Linked DNA regions of Homo sapiens: regions 2 and 3 are each linked to region 1. A link is a loop called in an ENCODE intact Hi-C map of the cell type or tissue named here. Cell type or tissue: mammary epithelial cell. All regions are shown on one strand.

What was found. Peaks named below come from ENCODE experiments on the same cell type or tissue, not always from the same donor. Only the 100,000 strongest peaks of a DNase experiment are listed, where the experiment ranks them.
Region 2: it touches region 1 in a loop (3-fold over the local background); 2 of 110 quality-filtered maps call a loop at or near these places.
Region 3: a loop joins it to region 1, with 9 times the contacts of the local background. A loop is called at or near these places in 3 of 110 quality-filtered maps.

The regions. Positions count from the first base shown.
Region 1 is chr21:35,137,183-35,139,682 of GRCh38, reverse strand. No RefSeq gene overlaps it. Among named protein-coding and RNA genes, the nearest start is that of RUNX1, 89 kb to the right of the region's middle. In mammary epithelial cell, a CTCF peak has its summit at 947 (motif pointing left); a DNase peak (open chromatin) is centred at 812; H3K27ac peaks cover 2,500 bases.
Region 2 is chr21:35,085,240-35,087,739 of GRCh38, reverse strand. No RefSeq gene overlaps it. Among named protein-coding and RNA genes, the nearest start is that of RUNX1, 37 kb to the right of the region's middle. In mammary epithelial cell, no CTCF peak of the experiment used is centred here; a DNase peak (open chromatin) is centred at 1,159; H3K27ac peaks cover 2,225 bases.
Region 3 is chr21:35,216,703-35,219,202 of GRCh38, reverse strand. The region is part of intron 1 of LOC124905015 (a long non-coding RNA gene); the gene reads left to right. Among named protein-coding and RNA genes, the nearest start is that of RUNX1, 170 kb to the right of the region's middle. RefSeq lists an enhancer at 902-2,101. In mammary epithelial cell, no CTCF peak of the experiment used is centred here; a DNase peak (open chromatin) is centred at 1,432; H3K27ac peaks cover 2,343 bases.

The sequences.
Region 1 (2,500 bases):
AAGAACTTGACAGTCTATGAGGTCAGAAAGGCAGACGTGAAGGGCAATAAGGCTAAGCAACAAAGCTTCTTCCAGAGGAGCAGATATATTTATGGAAAAATGCAGCAATTCAACTCAGAGTGAAAATGCAACGACCATCACTAGAGAGTGGAAATAATCAGTCAACGAACCCAGGTTTTGTCTACATGACATAAATAACTCTTGGGGGTGGGTTGCTTTTTTTTTTTTTTTCCGTTCCATTGGCCAATTTAGGCATACTGTGAACAGAGAATTTGATTAAGCTCCAATGTAGTGTAAGGTATGGCTTAAAATTTGTTGTTAATATCCTTGAACCCTCACCTGTCCATAGCACCCACAGGAGCAAAAAGCACCACCTTCATTACTGCCCACATCCTTCCCAACTGCACTCTGTGTTCGTGGATCTGACCTAATGGGTGAAACACTGGGGTGTTTTCTCTATTAGAGCAATGTCATGAGGCAAGGGTGTGCTGTCTGCCCCTTGAGAACATTTGTTTGTAAAGGGGTTAGAGTTTTTAATATATATGCAAAGAATGATAATGAAATGTGTCTGGCCTGAACATAATCAAGCAAGATTCCATCGAGTTTCAACAATCCAGCGCGCCAGGGTTGAAGACATTTTTACCGTAACTCGTATTTTCAGCCCTGTGAAGTTGCCGCCCACACAGGAAATGACTTGGAACAGGTGGTCCTCAGAGCTTGCTGGTCTTGTCTGGCTCCGTGGGTAATGCTTGTGGGCTCCTGAGTCACTGAATAATTATGAGCCTGAACAAAAGGCTCTCAGATAAGCCCTCAGTCAAGACACAGGGAAAGGCAAGGTGCAGAAGATGACTGTCTGAGCGTGCTAACTGTTCAGAGCGAGTTGATGAATGAGGCTCTGGAGGAAACAATGCCTCCTTGGTTTTGCTCTTCTTGGCTCCCCTGGCACCTGGTGGCAGAAGGACGAGAAAGCACAGGTGAGGGGAGTGTCGTTGCACACCTTGGCTTTTAATGAACTTAAATGCATTAGAAAACACCCTACTTAGAAACAGTCCTCCCAGAGACAATGAGCTCTTATTTCTGCACTGTGTGCCCAGTGCTGTGCATGTAGAGGCTGTATCTCTTCTCATCCTTTCCCAGGATGGGAAGTGGTGATATAATCTTTCCCATTTCACAGAGGAAGGAACTGAGGCGCAGGAGCTCACATACTTAGCTTTATCTTTCATGAGGGGAAATGGATGGGGTTATGGGCTCAATTATGTCCTCCTATACACACACACACACACACACACACACACACACATCTGTGTATGTGTATAGAAGTCCTAACCCCCAGTTTCATGGAAAGTATCCTTATTTGGAAATAGGGCCATTGCAGGTGTAATGAGTTAAGATGAAGTCACATTGGAGTAAGGTGGGTCTCTAATCCAATGTGATAGTTGTCCTTATTTAAAAAAACAAAATGCCTTGTGCAGACAGGGAGAGGGCCATGTGCAGACAGAGAATTCGAATAATACATCTACAAGTCAAGGAGTGCCCAGTACTGCTACTGGCAACCACCAGAAGCTATGAGAGAGATGAGGAAGAAGCCTCTTTTACAGTTTTCAGAGGGAGCATGGCCCTCCGACACCTTGATTTCTGACTTCTAGCCTCCAGAACTGTGAGACAATAAATTTCTGTTATTTTAAGTCACCCAATTTGTGGTACTTTGTTATGGCAGCTCCAGAAAACTAATAGAGATGAGAACTCACATGTATTGGGGGCCTGGTATGTCAATGTTAATAGAACCTAAAATAAATAAATAAATAAATAAATAAATAAACAAACAAACTTCATCAGCTACAAGTAAGAAGGAATTACTAACGTGAGTATGTGATTCAAATGAAAATAATGTGAGTGGATAATGTATGGCCGAGAGGGTATAAGAGTTAGTGGTTCTGTTAAAAAGCACAGAAATGAGAAAGAAAGGGGTCCGTGTGCAAATTCTAGAATACACCTCTTGATGGGGGTGAATTAGACCCTACTTTAGGGGAAAAAAAAATACAGGTGAACTCCTGCCACCTCTATCCAACTGCAAAGTTAGAGCCACAGTGTCTACAAAACCACCTTCACTTCTGACATCAATTTCAAGTTCAGGGGGCTCTCAAAAACACACTCAGTGTCAATAAGTCACTAGAAGGAGCACAGGACTCACTAAAGCTATTCACTGGTGATTGCAGTTTATTACCGGGAAGAATGCAGCTAACATCAGCTAAGGAAAGAAGCACATAGAGCGGAACCCAGAGAGTACCAAAGGCAGGGCTTCCATCGTCCTCTCCCTGTGAATAACAACAGCATCACTTTTCCAGCATGCTGTGCAACAACACACCACGCAGGGAAACCCACCCGAGCCTTTGCATCCAGGGGCTCCGCTGGGGTCTTATCACCACCTAGGCATGGCTGGCTGCCCAGGTAACTGGGCTCAGTTCCCAGCCCCTCAGACCAAGCTGAGACCACATGACCT
Region 2 (2,500 bases), 52 kb after region 1:
TTTTTCTTTTTTATGTTCTTTTTACTTTCCCACAAAAGCATTTCATAGTTTGTTGCATAGAAGTCTTTCCTCTCTGCCTCAGCTTGAAAATTTTTTACTGGCCTACATTCTAAACAACAAATCTGCTCTCCAGCTGTGTGATCCCCTAGTAATCACATATGTGACACGGTTAAATCAGATATTGTAATTTTCATTTTTTTTCTTCTTTCTTGGTTTTGTTTGTTGATATGCCTGGTACTGTTTATTAAATCCTAAACACTATGAAAAATCATGTAAAATTTCTGAATTATTTTATGTAATTTCAAAAAGGATTTTCTTTGTCTTCTTGAGGCAGATCCCTTAATCCAATCAGAAATTGAGCTGGTTTCAAATTGGATTTTAGTCTTACAAGGCTTTATCTAATTTCTGGCTTGCCCTTATTCCTGAAATATAGTACAATCAGCCCTTAGTAACCACGGAGAATTGGTTCTAGGGCCCCAAGCAAATACCAAAATCCACAGATGCTCAGGTCCCTTTTGTAAAATGGTATAGTGTTTTCATATAACCCACACATATCCTCTTATATATATAATCATCTCTAGATTACTTATAAATTCTAATGCAATGTAAATGCTATGTAGTTAGTTGTTATAGCCTATTGTTTAGGAAATAATGACAAGAAAAAAAGGTCAGTACATATGCAATACAAACAACCACCTTTTTTTCTCCCCTGAGTATTTTCAGTCCTAAATTGGTTTAATCCATAGACGCAGAACCCACCATTAGGGAGGTCTGACTGTACTTCACGGGTTTCAGCTGGGTTAATAACTAGGCTCTTCTCCTTTGGCAGGCTTTGAACCACATTTTTTTCACTGCAGTATCATGAGATATCCAAGAATTCTGCATCAAGTTTTTGGCCTCTTAGCAACTGATTTCTACTCAGTTTATCTACCTTTCAGCAGGAACAATTTAATAATCAACCAAAAACTTTACGAGAAAAGCAGCTCAGGGTGTTGGTCTCATTTCTCTCTGCTTCCCTTTCCTTTGGAATTTTGGCCCCTCAAGTCCTGGTTGCCTTAGCAGGGCTGAACATCAATTTTTGTCTCCCTGGGGCCACGAGACTCACAAAAGCTCTGCTCAGAGTCTCTTCCTCTTTGCCACTGAGTTATTCCTGACTCACTTGCTCAGCCTCTTTGCCCAGGATATGGACAGGAAAAAGCCTTAGGGGAAAATCAGCATAGAATGGCAGGTTTCTCTTTCCCTCAATGAGCAGGCTTTCTCTTTAAGATACTGAACCCTCAAATCTAGTCCATTTTAGTGAGTCTTTACTCAGATTGTGTGTGTGTGTGTGTGTGTGTGTGTGTGTGTATGTGTGCATACTCTACTCAGCTTTTCGTTTTGTTATTGATAGCAGGTTTTGTCCACCTCTGGCTGGTCCTTCAGAGCTGTTAGCTGAAGCAGTGTCTGATAGATTGAAAAAGCAAAAAATAAAGGACTCATAATAACCTTTCTAGTAAATATCCTTTTTTGCCCCTTTAACATAGCCTGAAAGAAGGAATGTGAAAAAAAATCTCAGAATTATCAAATTTCCCCATAGAATTTCATGCCACTGATAATATTTCAGGCACAAAATGTTTTCTGTTTTTAAAGTTTTTCCATATATTGGACTATAAATTCTTAAATTATCATATATATGGTAGTCCTTAGTGCTGGTTTCCAGATATTCTGGTTCTTCCTTCTTCTGGCACTTCCACCTTCTAGAGGATTCCCCATCCTGGCTCCTCTGTGGTGGGATACAACTTGCTCTGGCCAATGCATTGTGAGTATAAGTAAAGTGCCTGTATTAGCAGTTATCTCATTGCTATAAAGAAATACCTGAGACTTGGTAATTGATAAAGAAAAGAGGTTTAATTGGCTCATGGTTCTGCAAGCTGTACAGGAAGCATAACAGCTTCTGCTTCTGGGGAGGCCTCAGGAAACTTACAATCTTGGTGAAAGGCAGAGGGGCAGCAGGTGTGTCTTACAGCCAGAGCAGGAGAAAGATAGAGGGGGGAGGTACTACACACTTTTAAACAACCCAGAGCTCATGAGAACTCACTCGCAACAATAGTACTGGTACTAAACCACTCATGAGAAACCACCCCCATGACCCAATCACCTCCCACCCAGCCCCCACCTCTAGCATTGGGGATTACATTTCAACATGAGATTTGGGTGGGGACACAAATCCAAACTATATCAGCCCCCCATTGAGACCCCCAGAGTTATTTTCTTCTGCCACTGTGACCATTACTGGTCTAAACTGTCCTGCATTTTAGGGTGAAAATGAGAACAACATGGAACAGAATTCCTTCCTAAGCCTCAGGAGATAAATAGCATGGGCAATAAATTAACCTTGTTTTAAATCATTGAAATCATGAGGTTGCTTGTTACTGCATCATAACACAGCTTATCCTGATTCATACATTAAAGATTGCAAGAAATATATAGAATCCCATTTTATTGATAAAATTAAACAAGG
Region 3 (2,500 bases), 80 kb before region 1:
CAGGAACCACCACCAATCTGGCACCAGAATGTGAAATCTTGGCTTGATGTTTTTCAGACCACAATGCATACTGTGAATTGGACTACAAACCTGTGTGAAGGAGGGTAACAAATTCTCAAAGAATACTTCTTTCCCCTTTTCCCAGAATCAAAACTGATACCTGTACTGGATACACTTTCTGGACATTTGTATTTGTGGGAAAATATATTTTGGTTCATCCTTTCCCTAAGGGTGCTGATCTTCGAAGACCCTAGTTTTATGTGAAGTCACCTAACCTGTCGGTTCACCAATAAAATAAATCCAAAGCTCTAGTTTACAACAGTAGCCAGACAGCTTTAGGCTGCTGCCAGATTTACCAGTCACCTATCTGGATTTGTGCTCCTGCTCAGCTTCTTTGTTTCTGACCATTTCCTTAAGCCGTGCTCTTAGAAAGCATTCAACATTTTATCCAGTATTTTTGTATACTTTGAAGGGGGATGGCTTTAGGATTCCTTTGGTACCATATTGCCAGAGAAGTCTAACCATCTTGCACAGAATTTCACAGTTGGCACTGTCAGATCTCCGATTTAAGTAAACTCATTGTATGTGAATCCAGTGGGTTAAAATGTAAGAATAAAGAAAAGAACTAGCATTGACAGAGTGTCTACAATGGGTCAGTCATTCGTAAATGGAACCCTCACCCAACCCTTAGAAGGAAATTATAAAAATATTATTCTGAGGATAAAAACCTCACAACCTGAGCCTCTAGTGGTTAAGAAACCTGCCCACAATAACACAGGGGTGAAGCTAGCATTCAAAACCCTATTTTGCTATTTTATACATTTAGTTCTTGATTGATGGCTCTTCCCTACCCACAGAAAAGTTTTTCTATGGTACATAGAAATTTGTCTAGCGTCTCCTTGAAAAGCAGAGGACTATGACAATTGATGCCAAGAGACCTTAGGCAAGTTCTAGAATTCTAGGCAATTTTTTGAAAATATTCTTACCAATATCTATCTATGTATCTATCCACTGATTATCTTTGAAAATAGAGAGTAGACCTTTTAAGTAACATGAGAGAAGAGACTATGTCCTTGCACATGTTTGTGGCGTTCACAAGTCCCTGAACAATGCTATAAAATGAAAGATATTCAACAAATACCTCTTGAATGACCAATTTGCCTTTATTCATTATTACAGAACCAAAGTGTGTCTGCAAATATCAGTGCTCTGGATAATTCAAAATGTGTTGAGGCAGAGTCTGTCATCCCTACAAAGACACATGTCTCTTAGATTAGGGCTGGGACATTCCAATCTACCCCATGCTGTTTTTGAACACATTTCTCTTCCCTGAGTCAGTTTGCATCAGCTACTTCAAGCCTTGTGACCTGTTTTAGCACCTCGCACCCTCCTCTGGTATGTCAGAGAGTTTGAGTCACAGGTTTCAGTGACTCTGAAAGAAGACCTCACATTCTTTCTCTCAGTTGCCATCATTGGCCCAGGTAAGTAGGTTACTGCCCTGGCATACCTCATCCCACCTGCACTTGTGCCTCAGGGCATTGTTTGCTCTGGACACTCTAGTGTGCAGGGCTATTATTGTGTAAGTCACTGCTATCTTGCAGACCCATAATGCTTACTGATGCATTACTGTATTTGCTATTAGAGGGCTCTGTGTTCATAGGTAGGCCATTTCAATGTGCTCACTTAAGAAGGACAATATTTTACTCCTCCTGAGTCGGTGGAGTCATCCTGTCTCATTCCAAGGATTACCTTACATTAGTGGCTTTGAGAAAGTCAAACTCTATGCCTGGCTAATTCATCTTTGGAAAGAAGTTACTGTTGAACAAGGGAACCCATGAGGGCTCTTGCTGTGCTTGTCTATGCTAAAGGGACAAGAAAGCAAATAACTCTTTCAATCTCACTTTAAATTGAAGCATAGGACTGGCTCTTTGAACTGGAAAATGTTTATTTAAGAATGCACAGCTCCTTGCAGCTTTGCATCAAAAGGCTCTGTGTCCAAGGAAGAAGGTGGAGACAGGTTAATAGCCTTGAGAAGAACAGCTTGTAACATTAGCCTCTTCTATCCGCCTTTCTTCCAGCAGTAAGTGCAAGAGCTTGGCTTAGAACTGCAGGCACTTACTTGAATACTAGGAAGCTTTCATTTGACTGCACATCCATGGTGTAAGGACATTGGTCTCTAAACATTTTGAATGCCAAGAAGCAGCTTTTCATGTAGCCTACACTAGCTCATTAGAGATTTTGCTTAAAAGAAAATGAATGCACTTTTATTTAATTTCCTTCTCTCAAAATTTGCTACTGGCCAGGCATGGTGGCTCACCCCTGTAATTCCAGCGCTTTGGGACGCCAAGGCAAGTGGATCACCTGAGGTCAGGAGTTCAAGACTAGCCTGGGAAAGATGGCGGAACTCCATCTCTACTAAAAAATATAAAAATTAGCAGGGCGTGGTGGTGCACGCCTGTAATCCTAGCTACTCGGGACGCTGAGGCAGGTAAATGGCTTG